Regions from separate parts of the Mus musculus genome. Here region 1 is linked to region 2. The links are chromatin loops, found by intact Hi-C in ENCODE. Cell type or tissue: left cerebral cortex. All regions are shown on one strand. Links, peaks and the distances in the headings refer to the core of each region. The heading gives the core; the rest is flanking DNA. Region 1 holds the start of Gm31812 (a long non-coding RNA gene). Region 2 holds the start of Nabp1 (nucleic acid binding protein 1).

Region 1 (5,381 bases), core at 191-5,190, 640 kb before region 2:
TTTCTTCCTAAAGTCTCATGGGTTTACTGAGAGTAGAGCAGTTCTCTCTGTGTTCTGCCTCGGGCTTATGACTTCTTCCAGAAGTCCTGATGCCTAAAACTTACCACATTCTCTGGCATCTGTTTGCTCTTGTTTGCTTCTTCCCTGTGCCAAGAAATGGTGCAGCTGCTCCCACAACCTGATCCAGGAAAGAGAAGCTCATGGAACCCTCTAGAGCCTGCCACCTGGAGAACGGTCCAGTGTTGGCTTCCACTGTGTCTCTGTGAGGTCCCCTCCACTCCCCTGAAATGGCTACTTGACAAATGACAAAACAATCATTCTAAATAACCTTAAAAGATTGGGATGCTGCTAGGCTTCTTACCCGGGCTGTAAATTTAAAACTGCAAATACAAAGACTCGCATTGGATTTGAAAAAGAAGGTCAAGACATGACAAGAGTCCCTATAGTTACTAGAAATCAACCAGAAACATCAGGTAAAAAGAAAGTTATGATTTACTGTGCCTGAAGTGGTATGGACACAAAAGAAAGTCGTGGTGATGAGAACCTAGGAACCACGTTGTATAAGGAGTAACGGAGGCACTGGAATGACTCCAACACATGATGTTACAGGGGAAGACTCAGAACCATTCTAAATCTCTCATTTAGTGAACATTTATTTTTTTCTTGTGGGGGGGGGGGAAGCCCAAGATCATTGCTATTACTTATTCACCACTTCTTGTATTCCACGCTTACTCACTTATATTGATTATATCTATCTGATTGTGCAAAGCATTTATAGTAACACATATTCACAGTAACTAGGAATATATATATATATATATATACATATATATATATATATATATATATATATATATATATTAATGCAGCCAGGCAAGGCAAATGTCTAGATACTATCATTTACACAGTCCTACCAAGGACTGTGCAGGAAGGATCTTCTGGTCCACACTTTCAGCAGTGGCCATGGTCTTGTCTTCTCTGTCATCTACACCTCTCTGGAATGTGACTGTGTACTTCCTTAGCAGATGGAGAGAACCCTTCCTTTAACCTTTGAATCCAGGGCTGACTGGTGACTTGTTTTGAACAATATCAGGCATCGTGTCATTACAGATCTAGCATTACAGAGTCTCAGAGTCCTGCCACGTCTGGAGCAGTCGGGCTAGCCTTTTGAGGAGTAGAGGATGACTATGTGGGTCAATGGTGTTGGGTCCATACTGTTCTCCAGGCTTAGGCCTTAGATTTGTGAGAAAACTCAGGCAAGATCTGACAGGCGTGACTCAGTGGAGCACAATTCTGCTCCCCACCATTGCTAGTCTCACTAGCAATATTAAATATTAAATGGCTGCCTTGCCACAGTGGGTTGGAGGGTGAGGTGCATGTGTTGTACACGTGCTATAAACCAGATCACTGAGACAGATCTTACAGCGGTGGTGCTGGGGGTAGGGAGTGGAGGGTGGGCGGCAGAACATCCAAGAACTGAATTCTAAAATGAAAACTCCCAAGTGGAACAGCCCTAGTCCCCTCCCCACAGCCTCCCCACAGCCTCCCCACAGCCTCCTGAAGCATCTCTTTAAGGAACACCTTATACTGTGTGTGTAAGACACCCTCATCCACAGAACTTGTTAGATCTGGGATCTTTCTTCTTCCACCCTGTGGCAGCTAAATAGCCAACAAATAAACTTATGGTAAAATGTTTACAGACTTCCCCTTGCTTCTCATCTGGCATGTTCTAATTTAGCTATACCTTCTTGTTAGTAATATTGCTATAATCAAAATGTCTATCTACTGGAATTTCTAAGAATGCCTGCCACTGCCTTCTCACCCTCCCTGGCCAGTTGTAAGTCTTGAAACTGGCACCATACAGCCCCAGAATGTCACTTCATTGGATATACACCCTTTTTGTTTACCTGGAATATGGTTGAACGCATTGGAAATACACAGTTTTTTTTAATTCTTTGGTTTTCGATTTTGTATAATACCTTACCTTGGTGTTGGTTTTCTTCTCAGCTCATAGCAATTCTATAGGAGCCCTGTATCTTGCAGCTTGTGAAAACACAAGGTACATGTTATATTTCAAACTTGCTGTGTGCACACAATATTTTTCTTCCCAATACACTCTTTGGAGAATGGCCATGTACTGCCAAACTACAGTCTTTCCATTAACTACAAGTGGTACAACGTGCAAAATTCTACTAAAGATTATAATATTGAGGATGGAGAGATAGCTTAGTGGTTAAGAACATAGTGTGCTTTTAGGGAGGGCTGGAGTTGAGTACCCAGAACCCACATCAGGCAACTCATACAACCATCTGTAACCCCAGCTTCAGTTCCAGATGATCCTACACCTTCTGGCCTTTGAGGATACTTGGCACACATAAATTCATGCTGGACTGCACATATTCACATAAAAATAATCAATATATTTTTAAAGGTTATAGTGTAGAAGATCCAGTCAGACTGTTAAAACTTTTACAATGCTCTTGGATTTATAGGAAATTTATCATAAGAAAATGATCCAGTATGGATAAAAGATTTGTGCTGCAGGGCACTGTTACCAAAACTCCATTTGTATCACTGAAAAGTCTTCTAGCTGACTAAAGCACAATTCATATGACAGAATACCAAAGTTATGCTGACAAAGACACTGGAAAATATCCAATTAACAGCTAAGAATAAAAGGCAGTCTGTATTGTAAAAATTCTGCAAACGTAAAAAAAAATACACCCACTGAAAATATCCTAAAATGTTACTGTTAAAGTCTTGGATCGCATGCACACCCTTTTTTTAATGTCCTTGAATCTTTCAGAAACAGCCAGGCTTTGCTTTAGGACCCCGCGGGCTGCAAGGGCTGCGCTCGCCACTAGGGACGCTGCGGCCGGGCGCTCAGCAAGCTGCGGCGGGAGGGAGGCGGCTGCTGGGAAGAGCCGCACCACGTGCTTTCTGGGAACTCAGCCGGCACCGAGAAGCTGCTGCTTTGAGAGGAAATCGAAAAGCGAAAGCAATGCCGGCAGGCAGTGCGCAGGCGCGGGCCCGGGGGTTTCCCACAGCCTGTCCGCCCCGCCCCCCATCTCTGCGCCGCGGACTGCGCAGACTCAGGACGATGGAAAGGTCGGTCCTGCGTGGGGAAAGCTGAGGTTGAGTGCTTGTCTAGTGACTTGAAGGAAGCGAAGGGTCCTCGTTCTCCATTCCCATTTTTCTCGTGGCCCTTCCTTCCACGCTTGCACAGTGGCAGCCTCACATCCTGAGCCGGGACCCACAGCCAGGGATGGGGGTGTGGGCAGCTTTTTTGCTCAAGGCCTAAATGGGCCTTAATCAACCATTTCTTGATGTTTTCATTCTCTCAGCCATCCAGGGTGATCACCAAAGCAGTATGGGAGAACAACAAAGGGAGGAGGATAGCTTAGTCACTGGAAAATTATTCTGACTTTGGCTGACAAAAACCAGTTTGGCCCCTTGCTTGCCATATATATGACTTAACTGAATTGGGGAGGCAGAGGGGTTGAGATTCTGTAGCTTTCCTTTACTAAGAACCTACTTAGGTGAACTCGATGCCAGTCTTGGTAGTATGCTAAAGGACCTGCCTAGCTGGTCCTCCCCTCCCTCCCCCAACACACATACACACTGGACTTCCACACGGGTATGTATAAACATACAGTTTATACATAAATCCCACAAGGCAAAAGGACATTTCTTTCCCACATTAAAAAACTGGAGCAGCTGTATAGTATGCAGAGCCCAGGGCAAAATGAAAATGTGGCACTAAGCAAAACCTACTAAGGATTATTTTTTAAAATTATTTATTATTTATTTACTTATTATATATGAGTACACTGTAGCTGTCTTCAGACACACCAGAAGAGGGCATCGGATCCCATCCCAGATGGTTGTGAGCCACCATGTGGTTGCTGGGATTTGAACTCAGGACCTCTGGAAGAGCAGTCAGTGCCCTTAACCACTGAGCCATCTCTCCAGCCCCCAACTAAGAATTTTGAAGCAACAGTCATTCAGGGAACTCAAAAACAAAGTCCCTAAATGGCCTGCCCTGTAGAAGCCATTCCATGCAGAGGAATTGCAGGGGTGGCAAGTTCTTTTCAAAAGAGTCCTTGTTATATTTTCATTTGAGCAAAAACAGATATAATGAAGAAACAAACTTTATACCACCACTCTTACATTTTAAAATTCTCTTGGCTTTCTCCAACATTGACAATAGAATGCAGAGCCTTTAGCTTTCTCCCAAAGTGGGTCCTACATGATTTGGGTTTCTCTGCCACTGGCTTCCTTTGGTTCCTGAAATATCCCCAAGTTTTTAGCAGGCAGAGTTCATGGACTGGCCCCCTGCCATGTTTTAGGTCTTAGCTGAGTCACTTCCTAGAAGAGGCCTTCGCTGCTGACTTCTTCCAATGGCTGTTTTATAACCCTCATAACACTTTTTAAATCTGCCCCCTCTATATTCATTTTTCCTCACCAGAACATGGTAATTTCAGGACACCATCTCTCCTGTAAATGACACTGTATGCTCACCATGAGAGAATTAAGCAAATGGACACAGAAATCTTTGTAACTCAGATGGGAAGGGCAATACTTTATACAGAGCAGTTCTCAGAACTAATTCTAATGAATTACTATCATTAACACTGGGGGTAGAAATCACAGGTTAATTCAGCCATGCAGAGCTTACCACAGGCCCTTAGGCCCACTGATCCTGTGCATATGTATTCTGAAAAACTTCCCAACAGAGAGTGAGGCGGTGGCCATTTCTTTATATCCCGCCCCCACACTCAATTCTTGCTTACCCCGTGTAGATGGTTTCTATATTTCTTCACATATGTAGCACAAGAGATGTTTAAGGCAATGACTGTCAGTCCTGACAGAAGAGAATGTTGTGTGGGCCTTGCATGAGTAGCAGCGCACATGAGTTTAATGAAGGCAGTTAGGGAATGCTTCAGGACACTGGGTTCATCTTCAAGTGGGCAGACATGGGAACTGTTAGGTATTCCTGGGAGATACCTAAATCAAAGGGAAGCTGAGGAGAGTTGATGCCTATGACTGTAGATCATTTATCAGAGCTCAGAATTTCAGCAAAAAAGTAAAATTGAGAGGAAGTTCTCTCTGTGCTGTGTCAAAAACAGGTTTGCTGTTTGGATAGGATGGTAAAAAGGAGACTATTTTATGAATTTGGAGTTTGTCCATTTTTATAAAGAGACCAACCAAGCAACAAAGAGAAGAAAGGAACCATTGTTTTTCTTGTATCCAAACACTGACTAGCTGCTCATTAAGCTTAGATTGTGCAGGACTCTAGGGATAGTATTGCTGACTGGACTCTCTCACTGTGCATGCAGAGAAGACAGCCAAGGAGCTCAATGACAAGGAGGGACCACGAT
Region 2 (5,378 bases), core at 379-5,378:
AGCATGTATGTTTATGTACCACAAATATGTATTGCCTGCCTGTGTATGCTGGGAATCAAACCCAGGGCCTGCTCGGGGAGAGCAGCCAATGTTTTTAACCATGAACCATCTCTCCAGCCTCAGCAAAAGTCTAATATATATATTTATTTATTTTTTTCTGTGAGATGGTTCCCTTTTGTAGCCTTGGCTGGGCTGGAACTCACTGTGTAGACCATTTAGCAATTGATCTGCCTTTGCCTCTAGTGCTGCCTTAAGAGCTTGGACCATCACACCCATAGTTGATTTTATCCTTAATCAACTATAATCTTTGAGAAGTGACTTAGGAGTTGCTGAAACCTATGCTCTCCATTGAACTGTGTGTTCTTGTTGCAGTTTCTCAAGGCTGCCTGTGGGTTTGTGAGAAAGTGGTGCCATTTTTATTGTGGGAGCTCTGTGCTAGGGGAGGAAGTGAGAGGATCAGCTGAGTCTGTCTTGGGTGGAGGGAGGGCCAGGAAGGGCAGGGACAGAGGGACAGCCCTGTGCAGTAGCTTCTGCTTTTTAGAGTGCCTGCTTCTCTCTTCTCTTCTCTTCTCTTCTCTCTCTCTCTCTCTCTCTCTCTCTCTCTCTCCTCCCTCTCTTGGCATGCAAGTGTGTTCTATTGAACATAGTTTTTTTTTTTTCATACCATATATTCTGATTATATCCCAACTCCTCCCAGATCCTCCCTTCCCATCTAAATTCACTTTCTCAGTTAGAAAATAAACAGGAATCTAAAAAATTATAATAAAACAAACAAAACATAAGGAAAAAAAAGCACAAGAATCAGATGGACACTGTGACACTCTTTCAAACACACAGAAATAGTACAAAACCAGAAACCATAATATACAATCAGTAAGGACCAGTCAAAACAGTCCCAACGAGACGTTAGGAGACAAAGAACCTCCCAAAATGTCACTGAGTTGTTTTTGTAGCCCAGGTGAAACTGTTAGAACTAATATTCATTTGTGAGCCGTTAATCAGTTGGAGATGTCTTCTGGTTTGGGGATAGGGTGCATGAGTCTGTCTACCTCTCCTCTCAGTGTTGGTCAGCCCCGAGAACCCACCTAGGGCACACCCCTACAGGGCCTGGTCTCTTAGTGTTTGGGACCTCTTTAAGGAATGTGTATATAAATAATTCTGAGCATCCCTCTTAGTCCTTTTTATGAGGGCAAATGGTTGAGAATTCAGGGAGTGGCTAGGTCCCCCACCCCACCCCACCCCACCCAGATCCCTGGCCACAACTTTGCTCTATTATATTGTTTGTTTTTCAAGGCAAGGTTTCTGTGTAGCTCAGGCTGACCTTGAACTCACAGATTGCCTGAGATTCCTGAATGGTGGGATTAAAGGTGTGCTTCACCTCTAGGCTGCTCAATGTTCTTAACATGGCTTGTTATTTATTCTTAAACTTTTCTCTATGCTGTTTCTCGGTATTATCCTTAAAAAGAAAAAGAAGTGTGTTTTTGATATATACATTTTCTATTTTCCACAGTATTTGCTTATATGATTCTCTAACATGCTAGAATATACTCTGCTGTTCCCATTTCTTCAATCTGTTTTGGAGGGTTACAATCATACTACTTAAACATAAAATACTTCTGGTTGAAGCCTCCTAGGGTCAAGATTGCCTAAATTGAAATCCAGTTTGGTTATTCTCTAGTGAGTTTTATTACTTGTAAACGGGGGTTAAAATTATCACTCACCATGAGATTAAATAACAGGTAATTATTTTCAATAGAAAATTGATGAAAAGAAATACTGATCACAGATCTATTTGCGACTGTACTTGGGCAATTTATTTATGACCCCATTTTATCCTCTATGAGGCAAGGATCCTAGTTTTATTGTTCAGATTGTTAAATTCTGGCTAGGAAGCTTAACCAACTAATTTCAAGGTCACACAATTAGCCTCCAGCTTGTTTGGTGGCAAAGCACAACCCTCCCTTTCAGGTTTTGTTTTAAGGTTCCCCTTCACCAGTGTATGGTTAACTCATCTTAGTTATATAAAAGCCAAGTGCAATTTAAAGAAAAGGGTTAAGGAAAAAATGAAATATCTGTGGAACTTAACTATGTATGGCTATTATCAGCATGAAAAGAGGTTTATTTACAAGTTACTTTTAAAAAGACCACCTCGTGTTTCTGGATCCCAATTTAAACACCTCTAAAGTACGAAGGTTGATCGCCAAGTTGCCTGCGACTGGGAACCACTCTCTTGGAAGCCTCGGACACCTTTAGTTCGCCCTTTTTTCTCTCTCCTTGATCCTGCTCGATCACTCTCTCCGTTCCTTCTCAACTGCATACTTGCTCTAACCACGGGGTTCGGAACATCTGAGTTCCACGTGATCGCGGGACTGAAGGGCAAAGGTGGCCTTACTGAAGGATCCTGAGGAATTAGAAGAAGCCAGGTCTCCCTCGGAGCACCAAAAGACCCAGCCCTACAGAAACCCGGAAGACGTGGAGCGACCAGCGGGAGGAGGGTGTGGCCGAGAGACCATTGGTCGGCCGGGAGGCGGTGCTTGTGCTGACAGTAGGGGAGGATCCAGGGAAGCTGCGAGCTCAGTGGCGCTGTGTTCCGCCCCAGAGGCGTGCTAGTGGGCGTGGTGACGTCGCGTGACGCCACAAGGGGCGGGGCGCGGCTTAATAAAGCCGGCCTGAGGGAGCGTTCGCCAGTTGCTGCTTGGGACGCGGGCTGCGCGGTTGGTGAACAGCCTTGCCGTTTTGCTGTCACGTACCTTCCCTGAGCCTGGGACGGAGGGGGCGCGCGCGTGTGCGTGTGTTGTGTGAGGGACAGCGGGACTCGGGCAGGGCCGTCTCCTGATCCCTTTTCCCTTAGCGGAGGCGGCAGTGCGCACGCTGGTTTGCTCGCCGCCCACTTGGGAGCGGGCTCAGGGTGCGGAGTGCGTCTTCGGTTTTGTTTTTTGGTTTTTTGTTTTTTTTGAACTTGTGAGAGTCTTTTTCCCCTCCCTTTTCCATTTTTATTTTCTTTTGGCTCCGTGCCTCTAGGGCTGGTTTACCCGGCCCCTGAATTACCGCTTCCTGACCCCGGTCGCCAATCTTGCCCCAGGTTGCTCCCCGGCTCTGCCCCTGCCCCTCCCCGAGGGTGGGAAGCCTTGCCTAGTGGGTCTCTGAAGCGTAGCCGCACCTGCCTCAGTATGCACGGGGTCAACGACCCTCCACTTTTTATAAAAGACATTAAGGCCGGACTGAAAAACTTAAATGTCGTCTTTATTGTCCTGGAGATAGGTAAGTGAGGTCCGCAGCCCGCCCCACACCCTCGAGAGCTCGGACCTCTTCCCCGCCCGCGACCCCACGTGCTCCTGGCCCAGAATCCTACCCGGGGACAGAAGTCAGTCACGTAGCGAGCCAGAGGAGGGTGAAAGAGCTCCCTCGAATGAACTCCTTATCTAACACACCTTTCCTTCTCCCCTTTTTGATTTTTAAATCTTCACAGGACGAGTGACCAAAACCAAAGACGGCCATGAAGTGAGATCCTGCAAAGTAGCTGATAGAACGGGAAGCATCACTATTTCTGTGTGGGATGAGATCGGAGGGCTCATACAGACAGGGGATATTATTCGGTTGACCAGAGGGTAGGTGTGCATAAATTGGGGTAGGTGTGGGTTTGGCCGACTTCGGGGTTCTGAAGTTGTTTGGCTCTTCCATGGGCCACTTCAAGAAGGGAGCTGTTTTAGTGGACCTCACTGGGAGCAGCTCACCTTCACAGCTAATTTGTTTTAGGTAGGGATTTAACTCCCCTCCAATTTTAAAGGTTAATTTTATTTTTGAGAATACCGTGTGGAAGTCAGTGAGCATTTATCAGTGAGGCTGATAAAAGATCACATTACCCTTTCCACCCTTTCTTGGAGACTGGGTTTTTCTGTGTAGCCCTGGTTGTCCTGGAACAATTCTATAGACTAGTCTGTCCTCGAACTCACAGAGATATACCTGGAAATCAGTTCTGTGTGCCACACCAGTTGGACACATTTCCTTTTTAATCAGTTCGTGTATGAAGTATAATGTCTTCCACCCCTTTCCTTTTTTGGTACCTTTTTTTGTACTCAATACTCATCGTTGTGATATGGACATGAATGAATATCTGGAATACTCATTCTTGAAAATGATTTCATCTGTAAGATCAGAGTTTCACAAAACCCAAAATAATACACAGTGGCAGAAGTTAATCTTTGATTCATTCAGAGTATTTAGTTGGTTATGGAGTTGGAATACTTTTTTTCATAGACTTGAAAATCTTACCAAATGTTGGCCTTAAGAAAAGTTCAGGAAAGAATCTTAAAAGTAGAATATGGAAGCTTCTGTGATTGGGAGAATTGTAATAATTTTATTGGTAGCCATCAGAAAAATAGTTGACAATTGCTGCTGAGCTAAGAGAATGGTAGAAGTATTGAGTCTTTGGGCAGGAGTTCTTTGATCCTATCTCACAGGCCTTACAACATTTTCAGGAAGTGAGGTAAGGTATCATCAAAGCAGGAAGTGAGAGTCAGAATTTAGGCATCTTATTCTCAGACATTGAGTCATTGTGACACTAAATTACATCTTTTTAACGTCCATGTCTTTTCCCCCCCAAAAATCACTTCTTTTGGAGGTTATGGGGAGAACTACAATACTAATACTAATCATAATATATGTTTTAATGAAGTTACCCACCTTGGTAGTTGTACAAAGAAACATTGAAAAAGCCAGACTTTGGTCTGATTCTGCTAATCTAGATTTAATGATGTCATTCACATTTAAAATTGCTCACACTAAACAATTGGTTTCATTCTGTTGATATTAAAAGTTGCAAAATTTGGGGAAACCAGCAGGGCAAGAAGATTAGTGGTCTATCTTTTTTATAGCTGCTTTAGAAAGTGCCAAACTTTGAGGAGCTTGAGAACTGCTGTCTGCAGAAGTAGACATAGTACTGTTATATCATCCTTGGCCATGTCAGTAACACAGACAATGCTGGTGTGTTGGCTTTATGTACCTTGTGGCTGAAAGGCAATACAAATACTGAATTTTTACTATTAGAAGCTCCTCCTTAGAATACACTTTGAATTCTATTTCTTTGAGTGTGTCTTTTGTCCCCTTCCTAGGCTCCTCTCCTCCTTAACCAAGCTTCACACAGGTGTTAATACCCATGCCAGTCTTCAGAGAGTAGAAAACATGTACGTTCTTCTAACTGTAATGGAGAGAATTTTACAGATGTTTTTTTTTTTCTTTAAAGTTTTTAAAGTTTATTTTATATATGTGAGCACACTGTAGCTGTCTTCAGACATACCAGATGATGGCATCGAATCCCAATTCAGATGGTCGTGAGCCACCATGTGGTGCTGGGAATTGAACTCAGGACCTCTGAAAGA

Evidence for each region. Hi-C counts contacts between places; a loop is a spot of excess contacts. Peaks named below come from ENCODE experiments on the same cell type or tissue, not always from the same donor. Only the 100,000 strongest peaks of a DNase experiment are listed, where the experiment ranks them.
Region 1: a loop joins it to region 2, with 3 times the contacts of the local background. A loop is called at or near these places in 7 of 42 quality-filtered maps.

What each region holds. Positions count from the first base shown.
Region 1 is chr1:52,111,448-52,116,828 of GRCm38, reverse strand. It overlaps Gm31812 (a long non-coding RNA gene), which reads left to right and starts at 2,939. Exons shown (of 3, transcript XR_373397.4): 1 at 2,939-3,108. In left cerebral cortex, for the core only: a CTCF peak has its summit at 2,865; a DNase peak (open chromatin) is centred at 2,974; H3K4me3 peaks cover 494 bases; H3K27ac peaks cover 556 bases.
Region 2 is chr1:51,475,708-51,481,085 of GRCm38, reverse strand. Nabp1 (nucleic acid binding protein 1) reads left to right here and starts at 2,687. Exons shown (of 6, transcript NM_028696.3): 1 at 2,687-3,261; 2 at 3,470-3,608. The coding sequence starts at 3,171. In left cerebral cortex, for the core only: a CTCF peak has its summit at 2,584; DNase peaks (open chromatin) are centred at 448, 2,590 and 3,287; H3K4me3 peaks cover 2,093 bases; H3K27ac peaks cover 1,652 bases.